Regions from separate parts of the Homo sapiens genome. Here region 1 is linked to region 2. A link is a loop called in an ENCODE intact Hi-C map of the cell type or tissue named here. Cell type or tissue: HCT116. All regions are shown on one strand. Each heading gives the region's core, and the rest is flanking DNA. Links, peaks and the distances in the headings are about the cores only. Region 1 has its middle 21 kb from the start of TRK-TTT2-1. Region 2 has its middle 200 kb from the start of SORL1-AS1.

Region 1 (2,911 bases), core at 180-2,679, 920 kb before region 2:
GGACAAATACCTAATGCATGCGGGGCTTAAAACCTAGATGATGGATTGATAGGTGCAGCAAACCACCATGGCACATGTATACCTATGTAACAAACCTGCATGTTCTGCACATGTATCCCAGAACTTAAAGTAAAATAAAAATAAAAAAAAGAGAGAGGTTATACATATCTCTCTGAGTGGCTGAAAAGAAAAAAAAAAAGATGAGATTTGGTTGGGGACACAAAGTCTAACCATATCAGAAGAGAAGAGGATGCTGGAGCTTAGCTCAGTTACTCTGAAAATTTCCTTAGGCCAAGCTGAGGAGGTAGGGGGAAAACAGTACCTCGATATTTCCTTTTTCTGTCCCTGGGTCCTTTCCTAGGCTTTGTGCTCCCGGCCCAGAGGCCAAGACGAGAAAGGAATGGCAGGAAGATTTGGGACTTTTTATGCAGCCAGTCAAGTAAGGTCATTATGAGTCTCTTGCCCAAATAATAGCAGGGCCCTAGGGTAATTCTTTGGTTCCTAGACGCATGAATGGTCTGCTGTATTAACCGGAGCTGGAAGATGGTAAGTTTGGAGAGCAAGTGCTCACATGCTGTGCATCCGGACAAGACTGTGCTTCCGTGACTAAGGTCTATGAATACACCGAGCACGTGGTTGGGCCTGACACCCGTGTCAGGTACTGGTAGGAGCAAGCAGTACTGTGTAATGTAGTTCTTTGAGAGGAAGATCTCAGCCACCATCAGAAGCATAAAAAGAAGGGTTTTGTTTGCATTAAGTCTGGAAAGAAACAGTTCACACCACTGGGTGGCAGTATGGCGCGCCTCTTTGTTTTTCCTGAGTGGCAATACTGTATTTTCCAGACTTACTAAGGAACCATGTTCCTCTCGGCCATATATAACTACCCTTTGCTTCCTGTCCTGCTCCCTGTGTCTCTGTCCCTACGCATTCTGAGCGTCAGCTGTGTGTGTGTGTGTGTGTGTGTGTGTGTGTGTGTGTGTGTGTGGTTGTCGTTGTCAGTGGTGATTTAGGAGAGGAATAAACATTTCCGATCAGTTCCGTCTTCTTTCCACACATTGACTTTCTGTACCTCTGAACTGCTGGGTTAGGTCCTTGTTAAATCTTTATTAATAAAGATTTATAGTGAATAATAATAATTTAAAAAAAAACCGGCAAGCCTACACACAACACTCTTGGGGAAGTTCATCTCTAGACTGAGATGTAAAATACTTCTGCTGAAAATATTCTTTGGGGGAAAAACCCTAAAGACAAGAAGGGACGTATTCTTTGAAAGATGAACTGGCGCTGCTTTCCCAGGGCAGAGGCAGAGGCGGAGGCAGCAGCAGACGGCGCCAGAAGTTACCTGCAGAGCTGCCCTGCCATCTGGTGGACAAAGGGGCACCTGCAGCTTGCAAACCGAATTGCAGGGCTCCCAAGATTTTAACATTTTAAATTTTTTCCACACCTCACCTGGATCAAGATTTTTATGAATTATTAAGCAAAACGAGAGAACTATCAAACTAGCAAGCAAAAAAGCCAATAAAATCCCTGTTATATATAAAGTTTCGGTGCCGCAAAAGAAATAGCACTCGAATATAAAATTTTCTTTTAATTCTCAGCAAGGCAAGGTACTTCTATAGAAGGGTGTGCCCTTACAGACAGAGCAATGGTGAGCGCACACTTGGACAAGGGATGGGAAGGGGTTCTTATCCCGGTCGCACGTGGCCCCTGCTGCTGTGTCCTTCCCCTATTGGCTAGGGTTAGACCGCACAGGCTAAACTAATTCCGATTGGTTAATTTAAAGAGAGTAACGGGGTGAGTGGTTTGGCGGGGAAAAAAAATGGTTATGCAGGGCGGAGAATGAGTCAGAGAGCAGCAGGTAGCAGGTAATCTGAATAAGTCAGGGTGGAGCAGGTGATCGGAATGAGTCAGGGTGGAGTAGATAATCGAAAAAGGTTGCTTTACGAGGAAGTTAAGTTTAAAAGTAGAAGGCAAAGAATTGAACATACTGACATATTGATTCTTTGAAGAGAAATTTAGAACTTATATCTAACAGCCCGAATAAATAAATAAAGACAATGCATGGTTGCCAGCTTTTTCTTTTGCTAATATTTTAAAAAATTGCATCTATGTTTGGCGTCCTCTTACCTCTAAAGGGCAATAACTTCCAAAGAGCTTGTGTATGGAAGCTCCAAAAGCGAACGAGAAAGTGTTGTTTTTTTTTCCCCCTGAGAGAGAGAAAAAAAGGACAACCCTTTTAATTGAATATTTAGCTTAATGGAATGATTATTACATCTTTCTTATTTTTATAATTCTGTTATAAAGGGGTGAAAAATTTATCAAGTTTCGGTAGTGGTCTAAGGATTGATATTTGAGAACCACTGGTCTAAAAGACTTCATGCAAATATTTTATAAATATCTGAGAACTCTGAAATATTTCAGCATAGGGACTTGGAGTTAAAGCACTGTATTCAATGTATTCAAAATGGCCTTTAGGGCCCATTTTAAAGCAAATATTTTATTAAAAATTGCCATTATTTCACTTTTTTCTGAGTCTTGCGGATTCTTACTGGCCTCTCACATTTGTTTCATCTTTTCCTGGCTTGGGAGGCCATTGCCTGATTTCAGCGTCATCACAGCACTTTCCTGAGGGCTGCGTGTTTCTTAGGTTGTCTCTGTTGATTGTACAAATTAAGCTTGGGCACCTACCACTTGGTATGTGTGTCCTTATAAAGTGCATAATGTGCTTCAGCAGCACGTATACTAAAATTGGAACACTACAGAGAAGATTAGCATGGCCCCTGTGCAAGGATGACACACAAATTTGTGAAGCATTCCTTGTTTTTTTTTTTTAACAAATAAAAAGGTACGGCTGGGCACGGTGACTCACGCCTGTAATCCCAGCACTTTGGGAAGCCGAGGCAGGTGGATC
Region 2 (2,911 bases), core at 304-2,803:
AGACTGAAAGGAGGATAGCAGGAAGTCTGGGTCCCTAAACACTCTGGAGGTATTGGAACAGATGTGTGGAGGTCCCACCATCTTTCCTACGCCTCCTCCACACAGTGGGGTGGCCCCTGCAGCAGGTAAGTGATGAGCGAGGCCCCAACCACATCTAACAAGATGGCCACTCTGTCTGCCTGGCTGGCTGATGCCAGCACCAGCCGCTAGCTCCCGACATGCAGGACTTAAAGCATCTGCCAGACTGGTGCCAGCTTTTGATCAGTACCATGTTGAGCCAGAGACCTGCAGGGAAACGGTCAGGCTCCCTGTAGTCGACTAGCAGGAATCTTACTGAAGAATTTGAGCACAGATTTAAAAGTGAGGTGCAGGCAGGGGGAAGGGGTGTGGGGGACTGCTTGACAGAGGCTGTCTTTTCAAGGCCAGGTTATTCCATCTCTGCTAAGGGAAGAGACACCCTTTCCTGGCTGGTGGTTGGAGCAGGATTTCTGGGCTCCCTTTGCACATTTTGCTGCTCTGCCCTGGGGGTCAGAGGGAGTCTTTTAGCCTCAGCTCATGCATCTGTAATACCCTGAGACCACCGGGATGGGTCCCTAGTCTCCCCCGTGTCCAGCTCCACGGTGTTGCAGTAAAACCACAGCAGGGCCGTTTACAAGACACTTGACGACTCCAGCCAGTCCACTCGCCAGAGGGCCTGCAGGAGGGCTCCTGTCTTCTAAACGAGTCCTCTGCGGCCTAGGCTGCTGTCCTTAGGAAACCCAGTCTACATCCTTGGCAGACATTCAGAGTGCCCCTAAAAGCTGTGTGCTAAGATGGGGAGCCCCCTCCTCCACTGCCCCCTTCCTGGGACACCAAGCCAAGTGTTAAGCAGAGGCCCAGCCCCAGAAACAACGCGTTTTGTGTCTGACAATAGCAGCCTACGTGACTTGAAGGACTCTGCTGTTGGTAAACCAAATGCACGCCAGTTTTGCTTATTTGCTCTAACCTTCAAAGAACCTAGAGGTCCCTTTCTAGTTCAACAAATAAATCCAGTTCCACTCTAGCGGGCCTCCTGGACAAAGTTCCATTGTTACGCCTTCCCTGAATGTCCACTGCTCGCTCCCTCTCAGGCACCCTAGCCCCACGCCTGTTCACCCTTCTTTCGTTTTGGGATAAATCAGCCTCCTTTTTTTGTTTTGTTTTGTTTTGCTTTAATTCTTTCAAAGGGTAAGGAATGTTGACACCCCCGAAACATGCCTCTGATGTCTGGGTAGACTTCAGACGGCTGTATTTGAACGTGCGCTGACGCAGTCGGGCAGATTGGGTTAAACCAAATATTACAATTGCAAGAACTCATCTGGAACTAATAATTTTGAGGCCACCGAAAGTAAAAGGGCCCTGCTTTGGGGCTGGCCAGCGGCAGAGGCCAGCTCGGGCCAATGCTGCCACCTGCCGAGGGCGCCGGGAACAGGGTGCGCCGCCGCGGCCTTCCTGTTTTGCTCTGGCCCCGCTCACCGGCTCCCACGCAGACAGGTTCGCCAGCCAGCCAGACCAGGGCTATTTTAAAAGGCTAGCGCCTCTTCCCAGCCCTTGGTGTAAAGATAGCTAGTCTGGCTGTCCCGTGTCTTCGCTGAAAAAAAGACAACTTCCCAATTATAGAGCCGGGGCTGGCTACAAAGGCAGTTGCAGTTGGAGTCCGATTAAACACGTGCCGGGTGGATTACACAGATCATGTGTCAGTGGCTCGCCTAGGAGGAAGGCTCGTTTAAGTTCAGGATTTTTATTTTGCGGGGGATGATGGGGACGTACAACTCTGGGTTATGTCGGCGCATTGCTGAACTGCGAGTCACATGCCAGATCCAGAAATGATGAAAACATCTGTTTTTGCTTTAGACCAGCGAGGCTCTGGCGGTGGGGAGGGGCGCGAGAGGGACGGGAATGGCTTTGCTCACCAGCACCATCTGCTGAGCCTGCTGTGGAAACGCGTGCGTCCCCAGCACAATGCAGGTTGCCACTCGCCCCGGGAAGGGGGAGATCAACAGGTGGGGGTCTCTGCCCGGGCGATCACTCTCCATGGAGGACAGCCCCGATTGTGCCCTGGGGACTGTGCAATCCCGTATTGTCTCGGAGTGTTCACAACAAAGAGCTTTGTCCCTGAGGACTGCCCGAGGGCAGAGGAGGAGGAGAGAGAAGCAGCAAATGAATTCCCAGGTTGGGAAGGAAGGAGGTAAAGGGGGAGGGGAGTAGCTCCTTAGTGGTTTGCAGACAGTAAAAATTTGCTGTTCTTTCTGGCTGAAATCTACCAGAACAAAGGAACCACGTCTCTATGAAAACTCCCAGCTGCACTTCCCCCCACCGTCCCTCTTGCCTGCGATGGTAGCTTTTGCTCGGCATGTCTGAGAATGTTCCAGTATTCACAGAGACCTTTCTGGTCTCTATGACCAAAGTATTCACAGAGACCTTTCTGGTCAGGCAGGGCTTGACCAGCCCTTCAACGTGCAATCCTCCCAGCTTCAAGAACCCAGCAATGGGATGGTTCTGAATCGGAGCCATACTGACAGCCAAGCCAACGGCATTCTTTCGATGTACAGCAAATATTTACTGCCTGCCTGCTAGGTGCCCGGAACTCACTCAGCATAACTATTTGTCATACAGCTTAAAAAACAATACAAATATGTCAGAGAAAAATGTATGTTTAGTGTCAAGTGCGTGTTTGAGACAATGACAGCTCTGAGTTGAGAAGCAAGGCGAGGATTGCAGACCTCGAATCTACCTTTCCTCAGTATTTGGGGGCAGTTCTGAGAAGAAGCTGGATTCCTCCAGCTTGTGTTTTGGGTTGTGTAGTCAAATCCCCTGAGTAACTGATTTTAATCAACCTGCTTCAGCTCTGACCTCCAGCCCTCTGGCGTTAAAGATAAATCCTCTACAGTTC

Evidence for each region. Hi-C counts contacts between places; a loop is a spot of excess contacts. Peaks named below come from ENCODE experiments on the same cell type or tissue, not always from the same donor. Only the 100,000 strongest peaks of a DNase experiment are listed, where the experiment ranks them.
Region 1: it touches region 2 in a loop (3-fold over the local background); 8 of 110 quality-filtered maps call a loop at or near these places.

Annotation. Positions count from the first base shown.
Region 1 is chr11:122,579,119-122,582,029 of GRCh38, reverse strand. It overlaps the pseudogene RNU6-592P. Among named protein-coding and RNA genes, the nearest start is that of TRK-TTT2-1, 21 kb to the right of the region's middle. In HCT116, for the core only: CTCF peaks have their summits at 760 (motif pointing right) and 1,380 (motif pointing left); DNase peaks (open chromatin) are centred at 839, 1,339 and 1,819; H3K4me3 peaks cover 1,687 bases; H3K27ac peaks cover 2,228 bases.
Region 2 is chr11:121,654,682-121,657,592 of GRCh38, reverse strand. No RefSeq gene overlaps it. Among named protein-coding and RNA genes, the nearest start is that of SORL1-AS1, 200 kb to the right of the region's middle. RefSeq lists an enhancer at 1,547-1,756. In HCT116, for the core only: CTCF peaks have their summits at 1,408 and 1,976 (motif pointing left); DNase peaks (open chromatin) are centred at 1,472 and 1,892; H3K4me3 peaks cover 1,191 bases; H3K27ac peaks cover 1,712 bases.